2 separate regions of the Homo sapiens genome follow, and region 1 is linked to region 2. Evidence: chromatin contacts called from ENCODE Hi-C or POLR2A ChIA-PET data. All regions are on one chromosome and are shown on one strand. The core of a region is the stretch at or near the end of the contact, and the rest is flanking DNA. Distances in the headings are between cores, read along the strand shown. Region 1 holds the start of P3H4 (prolyl 3-hydroxylase family member 4 (inactive)). Region 2 holds the start of KCNH4 (potassium voltage-gated channel subfamily H member 4).

Region 1 (7,425 bases), core at 1-2,500, 370 kb after region 2:
CAGGCCCTGGGGATGTGGTACCTCTCGATGACCACATCTTCCAGGGGGCCCCCGGCCGGGCTGGCGCGGCCCAGCCCCCTCCCCACGGCCTGCACCACCAGTAGCAGCAACTGCAGCAGGGGGAGCCGGAGGAGGCTGTGGCTGGGGGGGCCCGCGGGGAACATGGTGCCTGGAGTTGGGACCGCCGGCAGTGAGGGCGAGCGAGGGAGTCGCCACCAACCTCCTTCCCCCCGCCTCCCAGAACTGGCTCCCCCTCTTCCTGTCCTCTTTCCCTACCCCCGCCCTGGCTGGTCCACGTGGAATGGGGGCTGGGAAGACTGAGCTGGCCTGGCCGGGAGGAGCGGGGGAGGGGGTTGCAATAGGAGGAGGGGGCCAGGCTGAGTGTGTTAGAGTCTGAGGGAGGCACTACAAAGAACTCTAGGTTCCCCCTCCCCCCATCTCCATCCCTGGCTGCGAGACCTGGGGCCTGGCCAGGGAGAGAGGCTCGGGAAAGATGAGAACTCTGAGTGGACACCAAAGGAAAAAAAAAAAAAAAAGTTCAATGACTTTTTCCGGAGCCCCCGGGTCCTAAAGCCGGGCGGAGATGAACCTTGCTTCTTTCGCGGGCACTTCGAATTCTAGTCCCCTCCAGGTGGGTGGTGAAGCCGCGGAGTGTGAGAGGCATCTCCGTGCTCATCCGTGACCCCAGCTGTACTCCAAGGGAAGGCATCTCCAGGGAAGAGCAGCTTGGTCCCGCAAAAGCTGGACTGAAAGAAGGACTTTGTGACTTGGGATGTGACGGGCACGGAGATGGAGTGGGGGGTGGTGGCAGCGCAAGGTGTGCAGGTGACAGCAGGTGTGTGCCTCCGACGTGGGCGGGGGAGACACTCGGAGGGTGCAGGAGGGCGCAGCGACGGAAGGCCCGGCTCCAGGGCTTCCTTCTCGTATGGGCAGCGCAGAGGAGGCGGCCCTCACTCAGTGTCCTGATCTCAGGCGGGGGCACTGTTTGCATGGGGAGGGGCTTCCTGGGCTTCCCATCTCTGGCGGGAAGCGCTCCCCGACGCATTCTCTACCTAGGGGACACCCCCAAGGCAGGAGCCCGGGCCGACGGAGAGGACTTAACGACACTATCGGACCCTCTGGGAAAAGAGGGGAGACGTCGTGACCCAGGCCCCGCCCCACCTTGCCGCCTCGTGCCCGGCGCTAAGACCCAGCGGGCGCGCCGCCCGCCCGGGGCCCGGCCCTGTCCCCTTCCGTCCGCGGGGCAGCCAGCTCAGCTCCGGAGAGCCGGCGGCGCGGCGGGCATGGCTCGGGTGGCGTGGGGGCTGCTGTGGTTGCTGCTGGGCAGCGCCGGGGCGCAGTACGAGAAGTACAGCTTCCGGGGCTTCCCGCCCGAGGACCTGATGCCGCTGGCCGCGGCGTACGGGCACGCTCTGGAGCAGTACGAGGGAGAGAGCTGGCGCGAGAGCGCGCGCTACCTGGAGGCGGCGCTGCGGCTGCACCGGCTCCTGCGCGACAGCGAGGCCTTCTGCCACGCCAACTGCAGCGGCCCCGCGCCCGCGGCCAAGCCCGATCCCGACGGCGGCCGCGCAGACGAGTGGGCCTGCGAGCTGCGGCTCTTCGGCCGCGTCCTGGAGCGAGCCGCCTGCCTGCGGCGCTGCAAGCGGACGCTGCCCGCCTTCCAGGTGCCCTACCCGCCGCGGCAGCTGCTGCGTGACTTCCAGAGCCGCCTGCCCTACCAGTACCTGCACTACGCGCTGTTCAAGGTGGGAGCCCGCCCCCACCCGGGGACCTGTCTCGGGCTGGGCGTCGTGGCTCCCCACAGATCGGTCGAAGGAGCGTTATCTTCACCCAAGGCACGAAGCCCGCCGTGCGCTCGGGGCCGCGAGCTCCGGTCTTGCTGACCCGCTCCCCCACCCCCTACCCCCCGACCAGGCTAACCGGCTGGAGAAGGCGGTGGCGGCGGCCTACACCTTCCTCCAGAGGAACCCGAAGCACGAGCTGACCGCCAAGTATCTCAACTACTATCAGGGGATGCTGGACGTCGCCGACGAGTCCCTCACGGACCTAGAGGCCCAGCCCTACGAGGTGGGGTGGAGGGTCAGGAGGAGGCTTGTAGAGGAGGGCTAGTAGAGGAGGGGAGATGTTGGGGGCGCCCTGACTCCCCCTGCCACGCCCCTTCCAGGCCGTGTTCCTCCGGGCTGTGAAGCTCTACAACAGCGGGGATTTCCGCAGCAGCACGGAGGACATGGAGCGGGCCTTGTCAGAGTACCTGGCAGTCTTTGCCCGGTGCCTGGCCGGCTGTGAAGGGGCCCATGAGCAGGTGGACTTCAAGGACTTCTACCCGGCCATAGCAGGTATCTGCCACCCAGACCACGGTGGGCGGTCCTCTCACCCACAGGGCCCGGTAAGGCAGATGTCCCCTTCATGCACGTGGAGCACTGCGAATGCGGAGGAGCCAGCCGGGAGGAAGGCCTTGTCTGTTGAGAAAGACGCTGGGTGCAGGGGCCCCAGCTGGGAGTGTCCAAGGGGCTGGATCAGTGAGTAGAGGCAGTGACATCCCTAAAGGGTTTGGGAAGCTTGGGTTCATAGGCCTTCCAGGCAGAGGGCAGTGCAGATGCAAAGGTGCAGCGGTGAGAAGTAACCCAGCAGATGTGTGCAGAAAGCAGTTGATAACCAGAAATTACACCTAGTCTTGGGATCTCTAACCCTGGGGTCCCTCGAGCAGGGGCAGAAAGGACTGTACTTGGCCAGGTGTGGTGGCTCACACCTGTAATCTCAGCACTCTGGGAGGCCGAGGCAGGCAGATCACGAGGTCAGGAGTTCAAGACCAGCCTGACCAACATGGTGAAACCCCGTCTCTACTGAAAGTACAAAAATTAGCTGGTCGTGGTGGCGGGCACCTGTAATCCCAGCTACTCGGGAGGCTGAGGCAGGAGAATCGCTTGAACCTGGGAGGCGGAGGTTGCATTGAGCCCAGATCGCGCCACTGCACTCCAGCCTGGTCGACAGGGCGAGACTCTGTCTCAAAAAAAAAAAAAAAAAAAAAAGACTGTCCTTTAGCTTCTCTGTTTGGACTTCTGCCCCATTTCTGGACCTCACCTGCTGCTCTCCCAGAATGCCCTGGCTCCCTCTGGCTTGGGGTGGTGGTTGAGTGGCAGGGGTGGTGAGTCAGCCCAGCCCACAGTCATCTTCCTCACCATCACTTGTCATATAGTATGCCAAGCACTTTACAGACATTCTCTCCTGTGATTGCAACAGCAACACATTTTCTGGACAAGCAGCTTGGCTTAGTAGGCAGAGATTGGATTTAGAGTCTTCTCCACTGGGGGGACGGAGATGTTCATTGCAATGCCAGCCTCTCACTGCTGCCTCCCACCCTCAGATCTCTTTGCAGAGTCCCTGCAGTGCAAGGTGGACTGTGAGGCCAATTTGACCCCCAATGTGGGTGGCTACTTCGTGGACAAGTTCGTGGCCACCATGTACCACTACCTGCAGTTTGCCTACTATAAGTGTGAGCCCCCTGGGTGGGCTGGCTTGGGCAGGGGACGAGGTGATAAGGGAGAGGACTGTATGGGAGCCTCCCAGAGTTGTGGGGAGCTTTCCTTCAGTATTGAGGACCCTGGGTGATAGGAGGAAAGTCTAGGGGTGGTGGGAATATGGGGAAGGCACCCTGGGAGTCTGGGGCAGGTGAGAGGCTTCTGAGTGAGAACAGACAGCAGCCTCAGGGAGAAGAAGAGGGTCTTTTGGGCAAATGACTAGACAACCAACAACTGCAGAGCACTTGACAGTTTATTTTTATTTTTGAAACGGAGTTTCACTCTTGCCCAGGCTAGAGTGCAGGGGCACGATCTCGGCTCACTGCAACCGCTGCCTCCCGGATTCAAGTGATTCTCTTAGCCTCCTGAGTAGCTGGGATTATAGGTGCCTGCCACCACACCCAGCTAGTTTTTGTATTTTTAGTAGAGACGGGGTTTCACCATGTTGGCCAGGCTGGTCTTGAACTCCTGACCTCAGGTGATCCACTGCCTCAGCCTCCCAAAGTGCTGGGATTATAGGCATGAGCCACCATGACCGGCCAACACTTGAGAGTTTATAAGTCACTTTATCTTATGTGGTCCTTTCACCAACACCATGCAGCTGGCATTACTGGACCGATTTTTCAGATGGGGAAACTGAGGCTTATAGGGCAAGGGGCTGTTGGTCTTATGACTAATAAAAAGTGGCACCAGGACTTGTGGCTCTCCTCACTGGAGAGATCCTGGCATCCACTGGGGCTGGAATGGACAGCCTCCAGTGTTCCTGCAGCTCGGAGATGCCAAGATTCAGACAGAGCCAGGAGTCAGAGCAGAGGGGCTGAGAACCCAGGGGCCAGGAGACCCTTCCTGGGTACACATAGCAGAGAGGCTAAGGGCCTCTAATTCACTAGAGCCATCATTCTCCAGCTGTGTGAGCTTGAGCAATTTATCTAACCTCTCTGTGACTCAGATTTCTTGACTGTAAAATGGGGATGACAGTAATAGGTAGGCATGGCTGGGCACAGTGGTTCACACTTGTAATCCCAGCACTTTGGGAGGCCCAGGCAGGCAGATGGCTTGAGCCCAGGAGTTCGAGACCAACCTGGGCAACATGACAAGACCCCGTGTCTACAAAAAATACAAAAAGTTAGCCAGGCATGGTGGCGCGTGCCTGTAGTCCCAGCTACTGGGGAGACTGAGGTGGGAGGATTGCTTGAGCCCAGGAGGCAGAGGCTGTAGTGAGCCGAGATCACACCACTGCACTCCAACCTGGGTGACAGAACAAGACCCTGTCTCAAAACAAACAAAAACATACAAAAAATTAGATGGGTGTGGTGGTGCCTGCTTGTAATCCCAGCTACTCAGGAGGCTGAGGTGAGAGGATCACCTAAGCCTGGGAGATCAAGCTTGAGGTGACCATAATTGCACCACTGCACTCTAGCCAGGGTGATAGAGTGAGACCCTGTTTCAAAAACAATAAAAAGACAATAACAGTGAGGCTTAGATGAGTTAGTCAGGGCCTGGCATAGGGTAAGTGCCCACTACATGCTAGCTGGCATTATGCTTGGGTGGGATAAGGAGCCCATTAGGTATTCTGGGAGGTGGCTGGGTAGCAGGGGTGCTGGACTGAACTGGAAGATGGAGTTGACTCTGAAGGGGAAGTGCCAGAGCAATTCCTCACCCCTGTCCTGCTGCAGTGAATGATGTGCGCCAGGCTGCCCGCAGCGCCGCCAGCTACATGCTCTTCGACCCCAAGGACAGCGTCATGCAGCAGAACCTGGTGTATTACCGGTTCCACCGGGCTCGCTGGGGCCTGGAAGAGGAGGACTTCCAGCCCCGGGAGGTGGGCACTGCTTTCTGGGGCACTTGCTGGATATGCACTTTGTAAAAAATGAACTCCTGGCGGCCGGGCGCGGTGGCTCATGCCTGTAATCCCAGCACTTTGGGAGGCTGAGGCGGGTGGATCACGAGGTCAGGAGATCAGGACCATCCTGGCTAACACGGTGAAACCCCGTCTCTACTGAAAAGAAAAAAAAATTAGCCAGGCATGGTGGTGGACGCCTGTAGTACCAACTACTCGGGAAGCTGAGGCAGGAGAATGGCGTGAACCTGGGAGGCAGAGCTTGCAGTGAGCGGAGATCGCGCCACTGCACTCCAGTCTGGGTGACAGAGCGAGACTCCGTCTCAAAAGAAAAATAAATAAATAAATAATAAAAAATAAACTCCTGGCTTCCATGGAAGGCAGGATGGGAAATGGAAAGAAAGAATATGAGTTGAGGTTAGAGTCCTGGCTTCAGAGCCCAGCCCCACTGCTGTGTGGTCCTGGGAAGACCATGGCCCTTTCCTAATCTATTGCCTCACCTGCAAAATGGCAGTGATACTGCCACCTCACCAGCAGTGTCCAGACGAGGGAGGTATGAAGGTACACATCCACTCCTACCTGCTCCCCTCCCTACCTTCATTACCCTCACTGCTGACCTTTGTCCCTCTTTCCCAGGAACACCCTAGGTAACCAATGGAGGAAATCTGTTGGAGTTGAGGGCCAGGCTGGCAAATATGGGGCACATGGTGCCACTCCTGCCTTCCTTGTCAGTGGCAGACATTGCTAATCGATTGAGGGACTCTTTGTCACCAAACTCTCAGAATCCTTAACCCAGTGTTCCAAGCAGCCACGATGATCTGATGAGCTTGTGAGCTGATACCTATTCTCTGATCCTTGAGCTAGAAGAGGGCCAGTGGGCCCAGATCCTAGGAGCCCTGGCTTCTTGCCATCTGGCAACAGGGTATGGCTCACCCCCCACCCCGTCCTTCCCTCCTTCCAGGAGGCCATGCTCTACCACAACCAGACCGCCGAGCTGCGGGAGCTGCTGGAGTTCACCCACATGTACCTGCAGTCAGATGATGAGGTGAGTGCCTCCTGCTTTCCAGGATTGGGCTGTGATGGGGACACCTTGGACCTTTTCCTGGGGCCACCAGTGTGCCAGAATTCAGCCCCAGCCCCTGGTGGTCAGCTGTCGTGAAGAAGAGAGGTTTGCCTGTTCCTTGTCTAGACTGTCCGTTCCTTCCCCAGCCTTAGTATTCTCATGTCCTCCTTTTGTACATGTCTCAATCCTGTTCCTCCCAGGCCCAGCTCACATGGTGCCTCCTCCAGGAAGCCCTTGCTGCATGCCCTGGCTCTTTGTTCTGGGCTAGCAGTGCCCACTCTGACCTGTGTGCCTCCCTGGCCACCTGTGGCCTGGACCTGGGTGATTGCAGCCCTCGTCCATCTCAGCCCTGGGCCCCTTCTCCAGCCAGTATCCAGGAGAACCGCACTGCAGGACACAGGGCCACATTATTCCCTGTTCTCCCACATCCTGCACAGAGCCTGGGCTCAGAAACTGAGTTTGAATGAACCAGTGAATGAATGAATGCAGGACCTCAGGACAGAAGGACCGTATTGTATTACATTGATTTATTTTATTTATTTATTTATTTTTTTTTTTTGAGATGGAGTCTCGCTCTGCCGCCCAGGCTGGAGTGCAGTGGTGTCATCTCAGCTCACTGAAACCTCTGCCTCCCGGGTTCACACGATGCTCCTGCCTCAGCCTCCGGAGTAGCTGGGATTACAGGCGTGCACCACCACGCCTGGCTAATTTTTGTATTTTTAGTAGAGACAGTGTTTCACCGTGTTGGTCAGGCTGGTCTCGACCTCGTGACCTCATGATCTATCTGCCTCGGTCTCCCAAAGTGCTGGGATTACAGGCGTGAGCAGCCGCACCCGGCCCTATTAACATTGATTTCAAGTGAGGGTTTGACAGCCTTAATTTCTCTGAGGTGTTGCTGCTCAGTGCTCATTTATGTATCCTCTCCTTTGTTCATGCCCCCACGCCCCCACCCATCCAACCCCAGAGGAGGAGGGCAGAATCTACACCGTCAGCACCCAGGATGA
Region 2 (6,891 bases), core at 4,007-6,506:
GAAGGAAGAAAAAAAAAGCGGGGGGGCCTGGTGCAGTGGCCCACGCCTGTAATCCCAACACTTTTGGAGACTGAGGTGGGTGGATCACTTGAGGTCAGGAGTTTGAGACCACCCTGGCTAACATGGTGAAACCCTGTCTCTATTAAAAATACAAAAATTAGCTGGTTGTGGTGGCGTGTGCCTGTAATTCTATTCAGGAGCTATTCAGGAGGTTGAGGCAGGAGAATCGCTTGAACCCAAGGCGGAGGTTGCAGTGAGCCAAGATGACCATACCACTGCACTCCAGCCTGAGCAACAAGACCAAAATTTAGTCACACACACACACACAGAAAAGAAAGAAAGAGAAATTGGGCTTGGTTTTGGCTTCTTACCTCCCACTGTCTAGGCTGAGTTTTCAAGGTTTTCCATCTCAGAGGCTAGTGGAAAGGGCAGAAGGGAGAAAAAAAGCTAGGGGGAGGGGGCAGCTAAGGAGCCTTTCCATGAAGGAAGAAGGTCCTGGAGCCTGACAGTCCCCAGGAGCAGCGACAAGAAGCAGGGGAGGGAGAGGACTGCTGCTGGCTGCTCCACCCCCCACACACATAATGTGGGGTCTCGCGTCTGCCTCTCTCCCGCCCCTAATTAGCAGCTGCCTCCCTCCATATTGTCCCAGGCCAGCGCCTCTTTTGTGCTCCCAGATTCCTGGGTGCAAGGTGGCCTCATTAGTGCCCGGAGACCGCCCCATCTCCAGGGAGCAGATAGACAGACAAGGGGGTGATCAGGGGCACAGTGATCCAACCCTGGCCTCTGAACGCCGCAGCGGCCATTCCTTGGGCCCAGCCTGGAGACGGCCCCCCTGCAGCAGGCTAATCTTAGACTTGCCTTTGTCTGGCCTGGGTGTGGACGCAAGTGCCTGTCAATTCCCCGCCACCTCAGAGCACTATAAACCCCAGACCCCTGGGAGTGGGTCACAATTGACAGCCTCAAGGTTCCTGGCTTTTTGAACCACCACAGACATCTCCTTTCCCGGCTACCCCACCCTGAGCGCCAGACACCATGAACCTTCCTTCCACAAAGGTAAAGATCCAGGGATGGAGGGGTGACTCACCATCCCAGAGAAGCAAAAAGAGTGCTTGCTCAGAGGGCTGGAAGAAAGGCCAAAGGTGTCTCCACTCTTGGTCTTTTCCTGGGTGTGCTCTGAGGCAGGAGCACCTGCCTTGGCTCACATTGGGTTGGGTGCTGTTTTGCTAAGAGCCTGTGTTTGCTGAGCTCTATGTGTCAGGTGCTCCGTTTGCACCTGTCATCTCTTGTCATCCTCCCAACAGCCTTGCAGAGTAGAAATTATTTCTAGTATACCCAGTTTACAGGTAAGGGAGCTGTGCCCTCTGAAAGGGCAGGAAACTGGTTCAAAGCAACGGAGTTCAGTCACTCCTGCAAGGGGGCAGGCAGATGAGAGAGCATTCTGGAGTCTTGCTAGTTCCTGATTTCCATGTGTTTCCCTGCTGTGGAGAGGAAGTTGGGGGGACTCAGTAGGGCCCGGGTTTTTCCCAAGTTTACAACTTCTGCTGCAGACAGACACTCCTGTTTTCAGGTGGAGTGGCAAGTGCCCTAGTGGTGGCACAGTGGCCTAAGTCTCCAGAGAAAAGGGGGATTCACTCTGCCCAGGGGGTCTCAAAAGGCTTCCTGGGGGAGATGCTCTGCTGGGTCTTGAAGGAGGAGCAGGGAAAGTAGGCCGATACCAGCAAGGGCGCAAAGCAAGGAGAACTAAGTGACAGCCAGAAAGGAGTGCAGGCTTGGAGGGGGCGCGGAGCCAGAGGGGCAGGTCCTGGGCGTGGGAGCTGGTGGCGGGCGCCGTGGGAAGACCCCCCCAGCGCCCTGTCTCCGTCTCCCTAGGTCTCCTGGGCCGCCGTGACGCTACTGCTGCTGCTGCTGCTGCTGCCGCCCGCGCTGTTGTCGTCCGGGGCGGCTGCACAGCCCCTGCCCGACTGCTGTCGTCAAAAGACTTGCTCTTGCCGCCTCTACGAGCTGCTGCACGGCGCGGGCAATCACGCGGCCGGCATCCTCACGCTGGGCAAGCGGAGGTCCGGGCCCCCGGGCCTCCAGGGTCGGCTGCAGCGCCTCCTGCAGGCCAGCGGCAACCACGCCGCGGGCATCCTGACCATGGGCCGCCGCGCAGGCGCAGAGCCAGCGCCGCGCCCCTGCCTCGGGCGCCGCTGTTCCGCCCCGGCCGCCGCCTCCGTCGCGCCCGGAGGACAGTCCGGGATCTGAGTCGTTCTTCGGGCCCTGTCCTGGCCCAGGCCTCTGCCCTCTGCCCACCCAGCGTCAGCCCCCAGAAAAAAGGCAATAAAGACGAGTCTCCATTCGTGTGACTGGTCTCTGTTCCTGTGCGGTCGCGTCCTGCCCATCCGGGGTGGCAAAGCGTCTTGCGGAGGACAGCTGGGCCTGGAAGCCCGGCTGTCGGGCACCAGCCTTAGCTTTTGCGTGGTTGAATCGGAAACACTCTTGGTTGGGGAGTTCCCAGTGCAAGGCCCTGGGGCACAGAGAGAACTGCACAGGTGCATGCTTGGATCGGGCCATGCGGGACTCCTACGATGCTCTGCTAGGCATTCTGTAGCGGGGACTTTACCCAGAGACGCGGAAGGGGAAGGAAAGCAAGAAAGGTTGCAGCGGTCGGGCGCGGTGCTCACGCCTGTAATCCCAGCACTTTGGGAGGCCAAAGCAGGAGGATCCCTTGAAGCAAGGAGTTCGAGACGAGCCTAGGCAACATAGTGAGTGAGACATCTCTCCAAAAAGTTTTTTTAATTAGCGGGGTATGGTGGGCGAGAGGATTGCTTGAGCCCAGGAGTTTGAGTTTGAGCCATAATTGGGCCACTGCACTCCAGCCTGGGCAACAGAAGGAGGCACTGTCAAAAAAAAAAAAAAAAGAAAGAAAAAGAAAAAAGAAAAGAAAGAAAGGAAAGAAAGGAAGGAAGGAAGGAAGGAAGGAAGGAAGGAAGGAAGGAAGGAAGGCAGGCAAGCTGCATAGAGCAGCAGAATCCAGCTAGGAAGGGGTGGGAGTCAATCCTGCTGAAAAGGCAGGGAATTTGAACTTCAACAATGAGTCATCCAGAATGGCTGCATCATGGGGTATAGGGTGTGGGGAGTGGAGAGGCTCAGGAAGGGACACAGTTACAGTCAGTGCAGCACAGCTCGCAAAGGCTCTCACAAATCATCGGGCTTTGCACTTTATCTTGTAGGTAACAGAGTCATGGGACATTCTTAAGCAGGGGCAGTACAAGATTTTACTGCAACTCCAGCCAAAGACACCTGTTACTGGTGTTCCCAAAATCCATATGTTGAAGTCCGTACCCGTGGCACTTCAGAATGTGGCTGTATTTGGAAATAAGGTCCTTCCAGATGCAATTAGTTAAGATGAGGTCATACTAGAGTAGGGTGGGCCTCTAATCCACTGTGACTGGCGTCCTTATAAAAAAGGGAATTGGAACACAGAAACACACACAGGGAGAACCCATGTGAACATGAAGGTAGAGATTGGCTCCTACAAGCCAAGGAACACCAAAAATTGCCAGCACCCCCACCCCCAGAAGATAGGGGAGAGGCATGCAACAGATTCTCCCTCATAGCCTTCAGAAGGAACCAACGCTCTTCACCTGACCTTGCTTGGACTTCTAGCATCCAGAACTGTGAGACAATAGGTTTCTGTTGTTTGAGCCACTCACTTTGTGGTACTTTGTTATGGCAGTCCTAGGAAACTAATATAACATCCAAAAGTAGAGACACAGGCTAGGCTCCGTGGCTCATGCCTGTAATCCCAGCACTTTGGGAGGCTGAGGCGGGCGGATCACTTGAGGTCAGGAGTTCAAGACCAGCCTGGCAAACATGGCGAAACCCCATCTCTACTAAAAATACAAAAATTAGCCGGGCATTGTAATGCACGCCTGTGATCCCAGCTACTAAGGAGGCTGAGGCGGGAGAATTGCTTGAACCCAGGAGGCAGAGGTTGCAGTGAGCTGAGGTCATGCCACTGCACTCCAGCCTGGGCAACAGAGCAAGACTCCGTCTCAAAAACAACAAGAACAAGAACAACAAGAACAACAACAACAACAAAAGTAGAGACACAGAAAAATGTGGCACTTCTTAGCAATCTAACATCCCAGATAATACCTAGCTCAGAGGGTGGGGAGAATTTAGCCTGCCCTCCTTGCCCATAGGGTTCCCACTTTCACTGCTTCAGCTGTTTTGTCGTGGGAAGCAGCCACCCTCAGCCACAGAACTCAGCTGCCTCAATTTTCTGCATAGGTAGTGAGAAAGTCCTGTGTCTAGTCTCACTTTGGTCCCTCTTGCTGCTGTACTGGTTCCATCTTGGAGAAGTTAGAGGTCAAAGTTCACATGTGCATCCTTGGAGATTTGCAAGCCATGACTCTGCCCACCTCGAAACTATCTTTTTCAGAGGTAGTTTCTCCCAAACTTGCCTCCAGCCTCTCTTCCACTTGAAGGGCAGCAGAGAGGAGGATTAAGACAGTAGGAAGAGGGAAAACAGGCAGGCAACTGCCCTTCAAGACACTTATTTTGTACCAAAGACATGCATTATGGTATTACATTCTCACGGTAACTGCATCAGGTAAGAATTATCAGCTCCATTTTACAGATGAGGAAAGTGGGCTTGGAGAGGATATCACACGATTGGTGTCTAGAGCTGGGACTCTACCTGGTGGACTCCAAAGCTCTTTTCATTCCACCATGCTGTGTCTCAGTAGGCAGAGTTCGCCAGGGTGTCTTGGGAAAACTGAGGCAGGAGGTAAGAATGGTGCTTTCTAGAGTTGGGGTTTCAAGCCTTCCCATTGTCCATTCTCTACCAGCAAACTAGCCTCTTAACCCTTGCTGTCTCACGCTGGAGCTACTGGCCTGTGGGTGCTGCGAAATATGTCAACTCCAGTAGGCGGCACTGTGAACCAGACACCAGCCCAGCGTGGACGCCGCGCGGGAAAACCCGCGAGGTGGAGCCACAAGGAGCAGCCAGGGAACCACGTGTGGAGGCGTGGCCAGCCTGGAAGAGGGCGGGTCTGTTATTCAAGCCCCGCCCATCATTTCAGGCCTCCCCTCCCGGTGGGCGTGCCCCGAATTCTCTCCCCGAGAGACACGCGTGGGCCGCTCCCCTCTGGGAGGAGGGCTGCCCAGAGGGGTGCGGGTGTCGCTAGCGGCCCCTCCCCGTGTGGGGCCACGTGGCGGGTGCGGGCCGAGCCCGAGGGGAAGAACCTGGCCCGTGGGGAGGTGGGGGGGACCGAAACGGCGCTGAGCCGAGCCGAGAGCTACGGGGTTCGGAGCAGAGGCAGCGGCAGCGGCAGCGGCAGTAAGAGGGAGGGGAGGAGGCAGGAGGGCGCATGGGGCGCCCCGGCCCCTCCGACAGCGCGCCCCCTCCGGCCCGGCCGCGCTGAAAGCTCCCCAGCGCCGCGCCTTGAACCCACGCCCCGGGGCCATGCCGGTCATGAAGGGGTTGCTGGCCCCGCAAAACACCTTCCTGGACACCATCGCCACCCGTTTTGACGGAACGCGTGAGTGGGACGGAGGTCGGGGCTTGAGGTTCGAGCTGGGGGGCAAGTATCCTCGGGGCCGTCTCGGATCTCCTGGACATGGTGAGACCCGAGGCGAGGGGAGAGAATGGAGGTGCGGGTCTAGGAACTCCCAAAGCCGCGGTGCAGGAACAGGGCGGGGAGTGCCCTGCGAGGGGAGGAGGGGAAAGGGCCGAGAGCACGGGGGCCAAGGTTAGGGGGTGTGACTCGAGGCAGAAGAGGCTCTTTGTGCGGCAGAGCGGAGGAGGGTCCTTCGGAGCCGCCCACTCTCGGGCAGAGCTGTGCTGGGGGCGTGTATGGGGGTATCCGAGACACAGAAGTGGGGCAAAGTGGCCGGGCATTCTGGGGTCTACTCACAGACTCCAGCTCCCACTACCTCCAGAAAAAAAGGAGAAAAGATCAGACTTCAGCAGGACCTAGTTTGGATTGAGGTCGCGCGCCCCCAAATCGTGGGGCGTCAGTGTCTAAGGTGGGTGAGGCAGGAGGAGGGGAGCGGTCTGTGCGACGGTGGGAACTCCCAGCTCGCCCAACGTAGCTTGGGTTTCAGGTTCAGCACCTTGGACAGCCACATCACTCCTCCCCCGCCTCTTCTCCCGCCATTCCCTCTTCCCACTCTGGAACCCAGAGATTCCCCGCCCTCACCTCCCCCAACCCCGCCATTCCCTCGGGAACCCTGGCCGGGATCTGGATGGTGGGGGAGCGGTACCCGAGGGCGGAAACTGAGCCGCCGGGCCCTACCCTCTTCCCCACCACCTTGTTTCCATAGCGCCCATCACCGGGGCAACAGGCCCTGGGATGGAAGAAGGAGGCTGTGCCCAGAGCCCAGTGCCTCCCAGGCACCTTCAGTGTCCCCATCAGCCTCCCTGCCCCCAGACAGTCATCCCTCCTAGAGCACCAGGACTGGTTGTGTCACAGGCCCCATCTCTTAGCTGAGTCTCTGTCCCTGGATGGCCCACAGGAGTCCCCCTGGCCTCCCACCCATTGGAGCTGGAGGGAGACAGCTCGGGTTCTGCTGCTGGGGGTTGCTGGAGCTATACGCTCAATGCCCTCTCCCATTAGACTTTGAGCAGTGGGGCAGATCCCCTGAAAGCAGCTACAAGAATGCTAAAAAGTGGACCTTCTCTGGAAGGCAGGGAAGGAAGACAGCACTCATCACTGTCTGCCCCCACACTAAGGAGATCTGTGAGTTTGGATAATCTCTGCCTTTTGGTTTCCTATCAATAAATGGGTGTGGTGTCATCAGAATCTCTGCCCTGCTTACTCTGTAATAGGAAGAAAGCCAAGTGAATGTGGGGAAAAAATTTCACCTTCTCAGAGTAGCACTTACCATGTGCTAGGACTTGTT

What was found. Hi-C counts contacts between places; a loop is a spot of excess contacts on that map. ChIA-PET counts read pairs that join two places held with the same protein, here RNA polymerase II (POLR2A). Pooled maps may share reads with other maps.
Region 1: a pooled map shows a loop between it and region 2 (10-fold over the local background). The contact joins the promoter of P3H4 here to the promoter of KCNH4 in region 2. A Hi-C loop is called at or near these places in 2 of 37 single-sample maps with no recorded cell type and 5 of 50 pooled maps. POLR2A ChIA-PET finds 5 or more read pairs at or near these places in 1 of 52 experiments (WTC11).

What each region holds. Positions count from the first base shown.
Region 1 is chr17:41,805,774-41,813,198 of GRCh38, reverse strand. P3H4 (prolyl 3-hydroxylase family member 4 (inactive)) reads left to right here and starts at 1,250. Exons shown (of 8, transcript NM_006455.3): 1 at 1,250-1,745; 2 at 1,915-2,067; 3 at 2,165-2,336; 4 at 3,365-3,493; 5 at 5,195-5,340; 6 at 6,320-6,403. The coding sequence starts at 1,284. It overlaps FKBP10 (FKBP prolyl isomerase 10), which reads right to left and starts at 195. Exons shown (of 10, transcript NM_021939.4): 1 at 1-195. The coding sequence starts at 164. RefSeq lists an enhancer at 881-990 and a silencer at 1,131-1,620.
Region 2 is chr17:42,179,507-42,186,397 of GRCh38, reverse strand. It overlaps KCNH4 (potassium voltage-gated channel subfamily H member 4), which reads left to right and starts at 5,256. Exons shown (of 17, transcript NM_012285.3): 1 at 5,256-5,528. The coding sequence starts at 5,453. It overlaps HCRT (hypocretin neuropeptide precursor), which reads left to right and starts at 946. Exons shown (of 2, transcript NM_001524.1): 1 at 946-1,053; 2 at 1,870-2,338. The coding sequence starts at 1,033. The coding sequence ends at 2,244. RefSeq lists enhancers at 1,370-2,171, 2,673-2,732, 6,296-6,863 and silencers at 2,023-2,242, 4,825-5,100, 5,107-5,346.